2 separate regions of the Homo sapiens genome follow, and region 1 is linked to region 2. A link is an interaction called in ENCODE POLR2A ChIA-PET data of the cell type or tissue named here. Cell type or tissue: B cell. All regions are shown on one strand.

What was found. Peaks named below come from ENCODE experiments on the same cell type or tissue, not always from the same donor. Only the 100,000 strongest peaks of a DNase experiment are listed, where the experiment ranks them.
Region 1: POLR2A ChIA-PET joins it to region 2 with 6 read pairs; 4 of 35 experiments call an interaction of 5 or more read pairs at or near these places.

Annotation. Positions count from the first base shown.
Region 1 is chr18:57,649,649-57,657,648 of GRCh38, forward strand. It overlaps ATP8B1 (ATPase phospholipid transporting 8B1), which reads right to left. Exons shown (of 28, transcript NM_001374385.1): 23 at 5,546-5,769; 24 at 4,344-4,427; 25 at 2,836-3,081; 26 at 2,386-2,524; 27 at 719-849. All of the region lies in intron 2 of ATP8B1-AS1 (ATP8B1 antisense RNA 1), which reads left to right. Among named protein-coding and RNA genes, the nearest start is that of ATP8B1-AS1, 23 kb to the left of the region's middle. RefSeq lists an enhancer at 136-285. In B cell, no CTCF peak of the experiment used is centred here; no DNase peak of the experiment used is centred here.
Region 2 is chr18:57,834,287-57,842,286 of GRCh38, forward strand. It overlaps the pseudogene RSL24D1P11. Among named protein-coding and RNA genes, the nearest start is that of ATP8B1, 35 kb to the left of the region's middle. In B cell, no CTCF peak of the experiment used is centred here; a DNase peak (open chromatin) is centred at 3,775; H3K4me3 peaks cover 670 bases; H3K27ac peaks cover 1,489 bases.

The sequences.
Region 1 (8,000 bases), 180 kb before region 2:
CCCTTGCTAAACTAGTCCAGAATGGGCAAGTGACCTAATTTTGGCACGTGAGACCTGAGGGCACTGTACTGGGGCCCTTGGGTGAGAAGTTCCACGGCCCCTAAGGAGCTACAGAATAGGCTCTTATCTCCCCCCGACACTGATAGGTCAGGAAGTGATACCCAGAACTGCTCTGGCCATCTTCCAGCATCCATATGAAGCTAATAATGAAGGTTTCTGAGAGAAGAGATGGCAAGAACCAGCCCAATCCTTTCTTGACAACATTAAATTGCTCAATCAACTGGGCCTGAAGCCTACTAATGATTAATGATGACGCACTACTGTAGAGATGTTTTGAGTCACAGCTTTCTGTTCCTTGTAGCTCAAAGGATCCTGCTACAGAAGGTGACATTTTTCTTAAATAAAGAAAAAAAACCCAATCTGATTTGTATGACAAAATGTTAATACTGTAATTGTTAAACTGAGGAGATAGATATATGGGGCTCATTCTGTTCTCCCTTTTTTGTTTATGTTTGGTAATTTTTGTATTAAAAAGCAAGCACACTAAACTCCCAATTCCAAAAGACTTATTTGTGAGATAGAGTTAAAGAGAAGCAATCATGAAAAATCATTCTTACCAAACTTCCCATGAGCTTAGAATTTTGCAGGAAACGTGCTGTTGGGAAACGCTTTGGTTTCTGTGAGGGACAGAGTTGGGAAAGGACTATATTCTTTATACCTTATCACTTTCTGATGGCCAGATGGTCATTGACAGGAATCGAATGGCAACGACGGGTAGTAAGCACACAGCAACAGCCAGGATGATAGTTAACCAAATGTATGGCTGTCTCAGAGCGTTTGAAGCTGTGCCTGTAAAGAACATGGCAAATGCATCACTGTGGTTCTTTTTTCCTAAGAACATAGTTAATATTTCGCCAGGTGTGGTGGCTCATGCCTGTAATCCTAACACTTTGAGAGGCCAAGGTGGGTGGATTGCCAGAGCTCAGGAGTTCGAGACCAGCCTGGGCAACATGGTGAAACCCCGTCTCTACTAAAATACAAAAAATCAGCCGGGCATGGTGGTGTGCACCTGTAGTCCCAGCTACTCAGGAGACAGCAGAATTGCTTGAACCCGGAAGGCGGAAGTTGCAGTGAGCCGAAATTGTGCCACCGCACTCCAGCCTGGGTGATAAAGCAAAACTCTGTCTCAAAAATAAAAAATAAAATAAAAAAAAGAACATAGTTAATATTTCATAATCTATAAATAGATCATTTATGGTAAAGTTTTACAACTGGATTGGCCTCCCCAAAATATCCATTATGGCTCAAAGAACAGACATTTTAAAATCAGACTAAGCAAAGCAAAATTGGGAAGGTAAATTATTTGAAACAAGGCAAATTTACATAAGTGAGCAAATAAGGAAAAAAAGCACATTTGTTGACATTGCATTGATTAAAAATGCAAAGTTAGGTGATCAAGACTTCTGACTTTTTTTTGAGATAGGGTCTCACTCTGTTACCCACGTTGGAGTGCAGTGGCGTGATCATGGCTCACTGCAGCCTCAACCTCCTGGGCTCAGGTGTCCTCCTACCTTAGCCTCCTGAATAGCTGGGACTACAGGTGTGCGCCACCACGCTTGGCTAATTTTTGTATTTTTTGTAGAGATGGGGTTTCACCATGTTGCCCAGGCTGGTCTCAAACTCCTGAGCTCAAGTGATCCACCCATATTGGCCTCCCAAAGTGCTGGGATTACAGGCGTGAGCTACCACATCTAGCCCCAGTATTAGGTTTTATGGGAAAGAAAGAATAGGCTTTTATCCAGCCTTTTAAGTCTTAAGTTATCTAATTCAACACACGTACAGCGCTATTGTAAAGCTATTTTAATTTGTCTTCCTCCCATCATGTTATGCCCTTTCAACCCACCATCACCATTTAATTTCCAGACAAGACATTAATTTTCACTAGCAATAATAATTTGTATATATTTGTTTTGTTGTGCTTTGTTTTTTTTGTTTTTTTTTTGAGACAGGGTCCCGCTCTGTCACCTGGGCTAGAGTACAGCAGTGCCATCACGACTCACTGTAGCCTCAACGTCCCAGGTCAAGCAATCCTCCCACTTCAGCCTCTCCAGTAGCTAGAACTACAGGCATGTGCCACCATGCCTGGCTAATTTTTTTGTATTTTTTGTAGAGATGGGGTTTAGCCATGTTGTCCAGGCTGGTCTTGAACTGCTGGGCTCAAGCAATCCACTTGCCTCGGCCTCCCAAAATGCTGGGATTACAGGTGTGAGCCACTGTGCCCAGCCATTCCACCTTGTATATTTTATTACTTAACAGAAGTTATGTCAAAATCTAAACTAATGACATTTGTCTGTACATTTATTTTTGGAATTTGGAAATACCAACCTGTAAATTGAAATGCAGATGGAAAGAGAACATGTATTCCAGCACTATGAAAGTCAAACATGATGCCAAAATAAAGTGCAATGCTTCCAAAAATTGAAAAAGCATTCACAAAAGTCCAATAAGAAGTATCCAAGCCAATCTGTTGGGAAACCAGAGAAAAACAGAGCACTCATTTTGGGGAGTTAGCAAGAAATAAAGGATCTAACAATCCTGAAAACAGAATTCAGCAAGTTAGGCATGATGTGGCTTGAATACTGGACCAGAAACTAAACCATCCTTGACTCAGGCAAGAAATAGAAAATGTGCTTGGTATAAGAGATGAAAATAGCATTTATATTTTGTAAGTGGCACAGGTGCAGTGGGAGTCAGGTGGATGTGCATGCCACCCTATATACAGAAATATAAGTAGGTACCAATAGACACTGAATACGGCCAATGAAAGCCACGTACCTGGAAATTGACTGTTATTACAAGAGCAGAGGCAATGGTGACGGCAAAAGACTGGTAGTCGGAAGGTGCCTCTCCATCCTGCCCTACGGTTTGCAGATAAGCTCCAAGAGGTATGAAGAAGAGGATCATCGATGTTAGGACCCCATGCAACAAGCTTACAAAGAATCTCTTATAGTTGAATAGTAAGTCTCTTTGTCCCACTATGTATAACCCAGGGAATCGGAGGCTCAGTTTGTCACTCACATCCTTAAGGAGAAAACAAAATGATGGTATTTTATTCATCAGGTCAAAGCAGTCAGAGATATGTTATAATTAATATCTCACAAAAAGTTGCAGCCTGCTGTTAAATTTTAGGAAGGCAAAAACTGAACAAGATAATCGATCAATCCTGCAATATTTGTGGTGTGCAGAGCTCAACCTCATTGCTTAGACCACCATTACTTAATATTTAATTCAGAGAAGGGCTAGGTATAAGTTTATTACTTTGCTACTTATGGAAAGAAAACAAATTAGTAATGTCCAAAAATATGTAGGGAGGCTACTGTTTTTACCTCCTGAGTGAATATATATTGTTGCAAATCCTTTGGGAAAAAATTTTCTCATACAAGTTGATGAGTTAATTATAAATTATTACTTTTTAGTCTTTATAGTGCTTCTTTCTTTTTAAGAATTGGTATTAGATAAAAATATGCACTAGCTACATAAATTTTGGAAAGGATTTAAACTGACTTTAAAATGAGTAAATTATTATTGTGGAGACATATTGGACTCTCGGGTGCCTTTTTTTCCTTTTCTTTTCTTTTTTTTTTTTTTTTTTTGGAGACAGGGTCTCACTTTGTTGCCCAGCCCGGAGTGCAGTGGCACAAACACAACTCACTGCAGCTTCAACCTTCCAGGCTCAAGCGATCCTCCCACCTCATCCTGCCAAGTAGCTGGGACTTCACAGGTGTGCACTACCATGCCCACAATTTTTAAATTTTTCTGTAGAGATGGGGTCTCCCTATGTTGCCAGGGCTGGTCTCAAACTCCTGACCTGAAGCAATTTGCCTGCCTCAGCCTCCTAAAGTGCTGGGATTACAGGCATGATCCACCATGCCCTGCCTTCAGGTATCTTCATAGTAAGCTCTTACTGTCTAAAAGGAACATAACAAATATGTGTGCCAATGAATTCAACCCAGTCACAGAAATCCTCTTTTCTCTTTTTTTTTTTTTTTTTTTTTGTCTTAGAGATGGGGTCTCACTTTATTGCCCAGGCTAGACTTGAACACCTGGGCTCAAGTCATACTCCTGCATCAGCCTCCCGAGTAGCTGGGACTACAGAGAAATCCTCTTTCCTTATTACAAAACAAGAAGCACAGCCATGACCCTTGATGCCTGACAACAGAATTATAATAGGGTTTGATCAGAAAGAAGTAAACACCAGAAGAATGCATTGAAACGTTTGCTTGGGACTTCTCTAACGCATTCTCATCTGTCCAGAAGTGTCCCTGCTTGTGCGAGGCTCCTACCTGGTCGAGCAGCCCCATGAGGAGCACGGGCAGGCTGGTGTACAGCACGTTGTAGAGGGTGATGAACCAATCCTCGTATGCAGTCTGTGAGGGGATGACAGAGGCTCCATGTCACCAACAAAGACACATGCCAGCCTAGTTAGCACATACTCATCTGCTTCCTTTATTTAACATTTTGTTTGTTTGTTTGTTTTAATAGAGATGGGGGTCTTGCTATGTTGCCTAGGCTGGCCTCGAACTCCTGGCCTTAAGCGATCTCCCCATCTCAGCCTCCCAAAGTGTTGGGATTATAGGCAAAACTCTATGCACCTGGCCTGTTATCAATATTCTTTTTTTTTTTCTTCTGAGACAGAGTCTCACTCTGTCGCCCAGGCTGGAGTACAGTGGCGTGATCTTGGCTCACTGTACCTTCTGCCTCCCAGGTTCAAGTGATTCTTCTGCCTCAGCCTCCCAAGTAGCTGGGATTACAGGCACACGCCACCATGTCTGGCTAATTTTTGTGTATTTTGTTGAGACGGGGTTTCACCATGTTGGCCAGGTTGGTCTCCAACTCTTGACCTCAGGTGACCCGCCCACCTCGGCCTCCCAAAGTGCTGGGATTATAGGCGTGAGCCACTGCACCCAGCCCTGTTATCGCTACTCTTAATGTCAACATGAAAAAATAACCAAAGATAAAGATAAAAACATACAAGCAAATCCCCTCCTTTTTTTTTTTTTTTTTGAGACAAAGTCTTGCCCAGGTTGGAGTGCAATAGCGCAGTCTCGGCTCACCACAACCTCTGCCTCCCAGGTTCAAGCGATTCTCCTGCCTCAGCCTCCCGAGTAGCTGGGATTACAGGTGCCTGCCACCACACCCGGAAAATTTTTGTATTTTTAGTAGAGACCAGGTTTCACCATGTCGGCCAGACTGATCTCAAACTCCCGACTTCAGGCGATCCACCTGCCTCAGCCTCCCAAAGTGCTGGGATTACAGGCGTGAGCCACCATGCCTGGCCAAATCCCCTCCTTTCTAAGGTAAAATGTTTTTACAGCACCAGAAACATTTAGAGAAGTCATGATCATTCTTAATTATGCCCCAACTGTAAGGAGACACAGCCCCAAAACTACAAATATAGAAGAAATAAATTGTCTTTTCAGAACTAGATTTTTATTCATTTAAGAGCTCTACTTAGTAAATAACAATAATAACAACATTACATTACCTGCGCAGAGTAGCCATTGAAGAAGGAGTACCAGAAATGAACCAAAGTAAAGGCAAAGTTTTTGTAAAAGAAGTATCGTAGGAACTTGCACATCCTTATGTAAGACCATCGGCCATGCACCAGCAGTAGCCTCTGCAGATATCGGAACTGAGCAAAGGAATAGTCACTCGACATGACAGCTTGCATTCCTTCTTGTCCACTTATTCCAACGCCAATGTGGGCAGCTATGGGGCAGAGGGAGAAAACACTGTGGATCATAAACCGATTGTGAGGCAAAACATCAGTTGATAAAAATGGTTCCATAGCAAACAAAAAACAAAGACAGACATTGATGGAACAATAATACAGAAGCTCTTGCTCACCATCCCTCACCCCCAGCTCTTGAACTCAACTCAAAGTCTGAGTTACAAGTTGCTAAACAGAGCACACAGTAGGGCCTCCATAAATATCTGGGAAAGGATCTCATGTGGGTGACGAATTCCATTTGGATTATCTGCCAAGATCACAGCCATCCCTTCCATCCACAGGGTGAGCCCCAGGCACCCATGTGTACACTGTGTCCTTGCCTCTTTGGCAACAGCTGTGTCAGTCATGGGCAGATATGTAATTTGTGGTAGATACTACAAATCGGCTCCCCCAACTTCATTCCATCCTTGTTCTAATTAGAGAGGTGGGAAAGGAAATAAAAACCCTACATTTCCCAGACTCCCTTGCAGCTAGGCTCTTTGTGAATTAGGTTCCACTGTTTAGATCCACTTATGACTTGGAAGCAGAAGTGAATCAGAGCCCAGCATCGCTTCCTCTTTTGGGATTTCTGCAGCAGAGCTCATATCTACTTTCCAGCTACCTGGATGTTGACAGGCAACTATAAAGGCTTCTTAATTTGGAAGCTCTTTAGAGGAACCTCTTATCACTTACCAGAAGAGTAGAAGCTCTTCTGGTAAGTGACCCAGCCTAGACCCTGCTTCTGTAGACCATCCAGAGCTTTTGAAAGTACCTAGTCCCCTGTATGAATCTTTTCTTGCTTAAATACCAACTGGGGTCTGTTTCCTGTGCTAAACCCTGACTGACAGAAAACCCAAGCTGAGCCAGTCTCTCTCTTGATATTCTGGAATTAGAAGTCAGTTATTTTGTGTCTAGAATTTTAAGGTCTAAATTCTTGAGGTAAGAAATAGTTATATTTCTTTCTCTCTCTTTTTTTTTTTTTTTTGAGATGAAGTCTCACTCTGTCACCCAGGCTGCAGTGCAATGGCGCAGTCTTGGCTCACTGCAACCTCTGCCTCCTGGGTTCAAGCGATACTCTTGCCTCAGCCTCTCGAGTAGCTGGGATTACAGATGTGCGCCACCACACCCAGCTAATTTTTGTAGAGACGGGGTTTCACCATGTTGTCCAGGCAGGCCTTGAACTCCTGAACTCAGGTGATCCACCTGCCTTGGCCTCCCAAAGTGCTAGGATTACACACATGAACAACTGTGCCTGGCCGAAATAGATATATTTCTTCCTGAAGATTTCTAAGGGGCAGAGAAATAAAGTAGTGGGGAGAGAGGGGTGGGGAGGAGGGAGAGAATGGAGGGAGAGAATGGGGGGAGAGAAGAGTGGGGAGAGAAGAGTGGGGAGAGAAGGGAGGGAGGGGAGAGAGAGAAGGAGGGGAAGAAGGAGGAAAGGGAGAGAGAAGGGGAGAGAGACAGACAGACACGGGGTTCCTGGTGCAAATCTATGTCCTTGTTCCAGTATCTTCCTGAGGCCTGGCTTCTTCTTGGACAACAGGAGGTGTTTAAATAAATTTACTTTTTTCTTTTTTTTCTTTTAAGTTACAGGATACCTGTGCAGAACGTGCAGGTTTGTTACATGGGTATACGTGTGCCATGGTGGTTTGCTGCACCTATTGACCCATCCTCTAGGTTCCCTCCCCTCGTCTCCCACTCCTCAAATTTAATTTTTTCTTAAGCTAGCTTTGGTTGTTCTCCAATACTTGTAATCAAAAGAGTTTTAACCAAGAAACTATTAAACTTTCAAAGTCTTATTCATGGCCCTCTGGGACCTTAAGACATTTTTTTTTTCTTTACGGGGGAAGGTTTCCAGAATATATAAAATTAAAGTCACAATTTTATTTATGCTTCCAATAGTCATAAATAACACTTTCAAATTAGAGAATGATTAGTTTTGTCTGGGTCTTAAAAGTAACGAATGTGAAGATAGACAAGATCATTTAGAAAAGATATGTTGGAGAACACAACCTATCATTGCTCAGACCCTGAAAAGTGGCTGCAATGCTGCGGCGTTCCAACTAAAAAGAAGCTTCAAAAATCCTGCCCTAGTTACAGAACACAAGGTCTGGCAAATTCAAAACATAACTGTAGTGATGTATCCAAACCTACGTTTTCAGTAACACTTCTAAAAAAACAGAACAAACTGCATCTCATATAATATTTATGTTCTCTTTGAAAACACACA
Region 2 (8,000 bases):
TGAATTCTTTCTGCTGTCATTTCATAATTCTAGTGTATTAAAAAGAGATGGGGGCTGGGCACGGTGGCTCATGCCTGTAATCCCAGCACTTTGGGAGGTCAAGGTGGGAGGATCACTTGAGGCCAGGAGTTCAAGACCAGCCTGAGCAACATAGCAAGGCCTCCTACAAAAAATTTTAAAAATTAGCTGGGCATGGTGACACCCACCTGTAGTCCCAGCTGCTTGGGAGGCTGAGGCAGGAGGATTGCTTGAGCCCAGGAGTTTAAGGTTGCAATGAGCTTCAAGTTTTTATACCTTCAATCATACCATTTGTGGCTTAGGAACCCCTAATATATTACATGGAGGGTAATGTAGACACCAAGAAAATGATTGAAAACAATTTATGCCTAAATACATTTGTATTCTTCTTTAGAGAAACCTAGTAGACAAACTAAAAGCTACTAAGCAAATAAATCAAGGTACTGTATTTTACAAAATGACTCAATTTATGCATCATTTAAAGAGTGTGGATCCCTTGGGAACTTTAAACATGGTTGCATTAGTTAAACAGTTGCTTCATTCAGATCCCTCTAGGAACTTGGGCAGCACAAGGGAAGGGGGGCCTCTGTTCCTACTGTGTGGTCCTGGTGATCTGTGTAGGTATCTTCTTTTACCGGGTTAAGTGATAAAAACGGTGTCTTGTGCTCTTTTATCCAAGTCCAAGGAGCATCTTTGTGGGTGTGGGGTTGCAATTATACCTTTCCTCCCTGGGCTGAATCCACAAAGAAGAAGAGAAAAATAACATTTCTGGAGACCTGGCCAAGCCCTGGAATAAAATGGTTGCCTGAGAGAAACTGCAAGTTTGGGAGGCGGGGACTCTTTTCATTGTAACCAAGAGTGGAGTCCTCCATTTCTTTTTCTTTTTTCTTTTTCTTTTTTTTTTTTTTTTTTTTTTTTTGAGACGGAGTCTCACTCTGTCGCCTAGGCTGGAGTGCAATGGCTCAATCTCGGCTCTCTGCAACGTCTGCCTCCTGGGTTCAAGCTATTCTCCTGCCTCAGCCTCTCAAGTAGCTGGGATTACAGGCGCTTGCCACCAGGCCCAGCTAATTTTTTGTATTTTTAGTAGAGATAAGGTTTCACCATGTTGGCCAGGCTGGTCTCGAACTCTTGACATCAGGTGACCCACCCACCTTGGCCTCCCAAAGTGCTGGGATTACAGGTGTGAGCCACCGCGCCCGGCCTCCTCCATTTCTTTTACTTTCCTTTAGTCAATAATGGAGACAGTGAAGGCATAAAAGTGTTCATGCTAAAGACCATTTTGAAAATCCAGCCACTTCCTGTCTGTTACACTCCAGCTGCCTATGTCCTCATCGTGTAATGGGAGGGTCACTCTAGAAGAGGAATGGGCCACCGACTGTCTAATGTGACCATCCTCCTGCTGAACTTGGGGAAAATGTCACTTTTTGCTCTGAACCCAGACCTAACCTCTGGATCTTGCTCTATGCCATGCTCCAGAAAGCCACCACTATCAATGTGAGTTGCCACAAAAATTCAATTTTTTGTTTAATAGACTTAGGATCTTCAGTGAAACTTATGGCCATCCCCAGTGGTCACTTCCATCTCTAACATCTCACGACTTTATGAAAATAAAACAACCAGCTATCATCAGGGAGAGAACACAGAGTTAGGAGTTAGTGGATAAGGGTGAGGGTCATGGGTGAGTTACTTCCCTTCTCAAGCCCCCTACTCTCTCCTTCAGATCTACATGTTACTGTCTCAGGCCAGGTTCCCTGACCATCCTGTTTGCAGTGACAACTGTTGCCCCCCACCTCTAAGTACTCCCTACCCCACTTCCCGTTTTATATCTGATCATTAGCATTTGTGATGGTTAATTTTATGTTTCATCTTGACTGGGTCATGGGGTTCCCAGATACTTGGCAAAACGTCATTTCCAATTCTGTCTATGAGTGGATCACCCTCCTCAATGGGCTGTTGAGGGCTTTAAGGCAGAGGAAGGGAGAATTTGGCCTTTTTTTTTTGGAGACAGAGTCTCACTCTGTCACCCGGGCTGGAGTGCAGTGGTGCGATCTTAACTCACTGCAACCTCTGCCTCCCAGGTTCAAGCGATTCTCCCGCCTCAGCCTCCCAAATAGCTGGGATTACAGGCACATGCCACCATGCCCAGCTAATTTTTGTATTTTTAGTAGAGATGGGGTTTCACCATATTGGCCAGGCTGGTCTCAAACTCCTGAGCTCAAGTGATCCACTTGCCTCGGCCCCCTAAAGTGCTGGGATTACAGGCGTGAGCCACCTCGCCCAGCCCTGAATTTGGTCCTTCTTTTCTGCCAGATGACTTGAGCTGGAATATCACTCTCTCCTTCCCTCAGACTGCAGTTTACATCATCAGCTCCCCTGGTTCTCAGGCCTTTGGACTCAGATTGAATGATACCCCTGGCTTTCCCCAGCTGCCAGCTTGCAGATGGCAGATGGTGGGACTTCTCGGCCTCCACAATCACATAAGCCAATTCCTTATGATAACTCTCCTTCTCTTTCTCTCCTCTCCCCTCTCTATTTTGAGCTGATTATTTTGGGAAACTGCAACCACAGGAGAAGCTCTGAAAACAGAGTGGAAGTTACCTTATCATCCACATTACCCCAGGAGGACAGGATGACTCTAAGTCACTGGAGACAGTTATCCTTTATTGATGGAGAAGGCACTGACTTAAATCTCCATAACAAATCTTACTCTTATTTGCCAGTTTTTCCTGAGCATAATCAACTTTCCCTACACCCTTCTTTTTGTTTCAGCAGACATGGCATTTAAGTGTGAGTTCAAAGCCACCTCTTTGAAATTTACCAATTTCTCTGGGTATCTCCCTGTATACTACACGAGGTATACATGTTAATAATCTTCTGTTTATTTGTCTCTTTTTAATCTGTTTTTTGTTACAGTGGCCCATCCCAACTAAGAATTATGAAAGATTGAGAGAAAATTATCTATTTCCCTACATTTATAGTAATGTAAATAGCATAGCCACTCTGGAAAATATCAGTTTCTTAAAAAGCTAAACACTTGGCCAGGCACAGTGGCTCACATCTGTAATCCTAACACCTTGGGAGGCCAAGGCGGGCAGATCACCTGAGGTCAGGGGTTTGAGACCAGGCTGGCCAACATGTCAAAACCCCGTCACTACTAAAAAATACAAAAATTAGCTGGGAGTGATGGCAGGCGCCAATAATCCCAGCCATTCAGGAGGCTGAGGCAGGAGAATGGCTTGAACCTCGGAGGCGGAGGTTGCAGGGGGCAAAGATCGCGTCACTGCACTTCAGCCTGGGCGGCAGAGCAAGACTCTGTCTCAAAAAAAAAAAAAAAAAAAATAGGCCAGGCACAGTGGCTCAAGCCTGTAATCCCAGCACTTTGGGAGGCCGAGGTGGGCAGATCACGAGGTCAGGAGATCGAGACCATCCTGGCTAACACGGTGAAACCCCCTCTCTACTAAAAATACAAAAAATCAGCCGGGCGCAGTGGCAGGCGCCTATAGTCCCAGCTACTTGGGAGGCTGAGGCAGGAGAATGGCATGAACCCGGGAGGCGGAGCTTGCAGTGAGCCGAGATTGCGCCACTGCACTCCAGCCTAGGCGACAGAGCGAGACTCCGTCTCAAAAGAAAAAAAAAAATTCTGATCCCCGAATGCTCAGGGAGACTGATTTGAGTAATAATGAAACTCTGGTCTCCCACACAGACAGCTCTGCATGAATGACTCTTTCTCTGTAGAAATTCCCCTATCTTGATAAAACAGCTCTGTCTAGGCAGTGAGCAGGGTGAACCCGCTGGGCAGTTACAGCATGAGGCAGCCTTGTAGTGATGGCACAGTTGTGTATCTCGATTGTGTTGGTGGTTACAGGAAGCTACACTCGTAATAAGATTGTATAGAAGTACACACGTGTGTGCTTATAAAAACAATGAAATCTGAATCAGCTCTGTGGAGCATTTCAATGTCAATTTCCTGATTTTGATTTTGTACTGTAATTATTCAAGATGTTACCACCACTGAAGGAGGCTAGGTATAGGGTACACTGGGCCTCCCTGTACACTTTCTTTGAACCTTCTGGTGACTCTATCATTATTTCAAAATGAAAAGTCAAAAAAGAAATTGTAGTTGGGCTCTCAAGCTTAGCGTGTGGTCAGTGGGGAACCACACGGGTTCAACATGCGCATCGAGAAGTGTTATTTCTGTTCGGGGCCCATCTACCCTGGCTATGACATGTTGTTCATCCACAACGATTGCAAAGTGTTCGGATTTTGTAAATCTAAATGTCATAAACACTTTAAAAAGAAGTGCAATCCTCGCAAAGTTAGGCGGACCAAACCATTCCAGAAAGCAGCTGGTAAAGAGCTTACAGTAGATAATTCATTTGAATTTGACAAACATAGAAATGAACTTATCAAATACCAGCGAGAGCTATGGAATAAAACTATTGATGCAATGAAGAGAGTTGAAGAGATCAAACAGAAACACCAAGCTAAATTTATAATGAACAGATTGAAGAAAAATAAAGAGCTACAGAAAGTTCAGGATATCAAAGAAGTCAAGCAAAGCATCCATCTTACCCAAGCCCGTCTTGCAGGCAAAGGGAAGGAGTTGGAAGAGAAAATGGTACAGCAGTTACAACAGGATGTGGACATGAAGATGCTTCTTAAACATTTCTGTAACCATTTATTTTATGGACATTTGAAAATGCCCTTTGGAGACTTGGAACTGCTAAATTATTAGTTTATTTTTTACATAAGTTCATTTAAATGAAAAGTGATTAAAATATATCTCTCCTACACTGCCATCTACAAAACACAAGATATTACGGATGTTAGATTGCATCTCAGTATTAAATCTTCACTGATATGTGTACTTATGTAAATCACGAAAATTCTACTTATAACTGTAGAAGTGAATTGTGGACGTAAAATGGTTATGTCATCTGGATAATGGACTAGACAGCATTTGTATAATCACTAATGGCAAAAAATCATGGCTAGTGATGTATAAAATAAAATATTCTTTGCAGTAAAATATTCACTTTATTAATGTTATAGAAGGGGGGAGACAACAAGGAACTAACAATTTGTATGACGGTGTCAAATATTTTGATTTTAGTATTTCCTGTTTTGGTTTATTTGCATCTTAGAAGAGCATAATGACATTGTTTGATGAAGCCTAATTATGCTGGACTGTTTCAACTTGGTTTAACCTTTCTGATAGGTAGTTGTGGATGTTTGGGATGAGAACTGAATAATCTTTGCCTGGAGTGACACTACACTCTAGAATTTCCACTTTGGAGAATACTCAGTTCTAACTTCTGATTCCTGGTAGAAAAAACTTTATTTTTCTAGCCTAGCAATGATCTAGAAGCAGAGGAATCCTAGTGCCTTTTAAAAGTTATTATGTGGTTTTCTGTTAAAAAGCTCCTGTTTTTGGAAAGTAGAATTTATGGATACAACATCTGCTCATTATTTGCACATAAAATAAAACCATTTAAAAAGAAAAAAATTATAGTTGGACATAAAACAATGTTTAAATTTAAAATTACCTCAGGATATAGACATGCATGGAACTAATATTTTATACATAATCTTAACTTGCTTTTGTCAGTGTATCTACTTGTAAATGTGTCTCACCATTCGGTTCCCTGTGTTCTGTTGCTGAATATGGTGTTATAGCACTTCTGGTATGATAGCCGTGGACTGTTCTCTGATTTTCTCCATTTTTTGCTAATGATGTGTAACTATGACATGTGGACAGTACCCGGATTGCCTGGTTTGATCACTATGGCTACTTATGTAAGCATCTCATGGCAAATCTTGTCAGAGCACATATAGATTCTGTGAATCTGCATGGTCAGAGTAAGCTTGCTCTCTTTGGGTGGCTGGAGGGTTATGAATATTTTTCACAACTGTCACTTCCTGAACTTGACCTTTGGTATACTTTCCAGATTTGCTAATGCATCTGCTATGCTTGAGGCATGGCTTTAAAATAATATAACTTTTTCGGCCAGGTGCGGTGGCTCATGCCTCTAATCCCAGCACTTTGGGAGGCTGAGACAGGCGGATCACTTGAGGTCAGGACTTCAACACCAGCCTGGCCAACATGGCGAAACCCTGTCTCTACAAAAAATACAAAAATTAGCCTGGCATGGTGGTGCATGCCTGTAATCCCAGCTACTCGGGAGGCTGAGGCACGAGAATTACTTGAACCCGGGAGATCATGCCACTTCACTCCAGCCTGGGCAACAGAGCAAGACTGTCTCAAAAAAAAAAAAAAAAAATTGGGCCAGGTGCAGTGGCTCACGCCTATAATCTCAACAGTTTGGTGGACTGAGGCAGCTGGTTCATTTGAGCTCAGGAGTTGGAGATCAGCCTGACCAACATGGGTGAAACCCCGTCTCTACTAAAAATACAAAAATTAGCCAGGCGTGGTGGTGCATGCCTATAATCCCAACTACTTGGGAGGCTGAGGCACGAGAATCTCTTGAACCCAGGAGGCGAAGGTTGCAGTGAGCTGAGATCGCACCACTAAACTTCAGCCTGGGTGACAGAGTGAGACTCCATCTCAAAAAAAATTTATATATATATATATAAAGATTATATATATAAAATATTATGTATATAATATATATATAACTTTCTCAAAGCAAACGATACCATTTTGATCTCCTATTATGTACTAGTTGTTACATATGTTATCTTATTTAGAACTTATACTAATCTAGTGAAATATGTGTTTCTTTCCTTGTAGAACATAAACAAGAGAAATTATTTATCTGAATAAATGTTGTTCCTAAGCACCGTTATTCCAGCAATGCTGTTGTGCTTCACAGCCCTGTTAAACGTGTCTTTTAGGCTTGTTTTCTGACTCTGTAGCACATCCTTTTGACTGCACTCAGTTGTGGAAAATTTTGATCTTTTTAAGTGTAGGCATCTGTAGTCCCAGCTATTTGGGAAGCTCTGCTGGGAGGATCCCTTGAGCCCAGGAGGTAGAGGGTACAGTGAGCTATGATCGTGCCATTGCACTCCAGCCTGGGTGACAGAGCATGACCCTGTCTCAACAGCGTCTCAACAAAACAACAACAACAACGAAACCAAACCAGCCAACCAAACAAAAATAATAAAGTTTAGAATTTGTCTACCTACTTACCTACCTACCTGTATCTATCATCAAAAGTAATTCAGCACAAATTAAAATAAGGAAGTATTTTTAACTTACAGGTTATAGAATGCATTTCCAATGCCACCAAAGATGCAGAGAACCCTCTGTATTGCTGGAGAAAGTGTGAATTGCTACTACTTTTTGGAAAGCATGTTGACAATATATTATGTCCACAGCCTTTAAAAATGTTCACACCTTTTAATGAGTCATTCTACTTTTAGGCATGTATGATATATTTTGAAAACTTTGTAACAATTGACATCCACTGCAGCCACAGTCTAATGGAGGGAAACGGAAACCCAGTCCACCACCTACACAATCTATTCCAACCCCAATTTACCATAAGGTTTTACTTCTGTTATGACTTTTTGCATGCATTTTTTTTAACACGTTGGCTTTCTTGGGAGGGTAAAGTTTTTTCAAGAACTAAGTGTATTTTCAAGAACCCAGCACATAATAGATGCTCTGAATAAATTTTATTCACCAATTTTATTCACTGGCTTACCACGAGCCAGTCCTGTACAGACATTAATTTATTTCAAGACAACCCTATAAAGTAGGCTTTTCTTTCATATTTTATAGGTGAGGAAACTTGAGGCAGAGAGAGAATAAGTAATTAGCCCAAGGTCATACAGCTAGTAAGAAGTGGGGTAAGGTGGGAAGCCAGGCAACCTCTCCTGAGCTCTAGGCTCTTAACTGCCTCTCCAGTGTGAGCAGACAGTCACAAAATGTGCCAGGACTGCACCAGTTGATATACATGTTAATTAAATAAACATGAACCCAGGACGACACTGATAAATAATCATGAGAAAATTAGAGC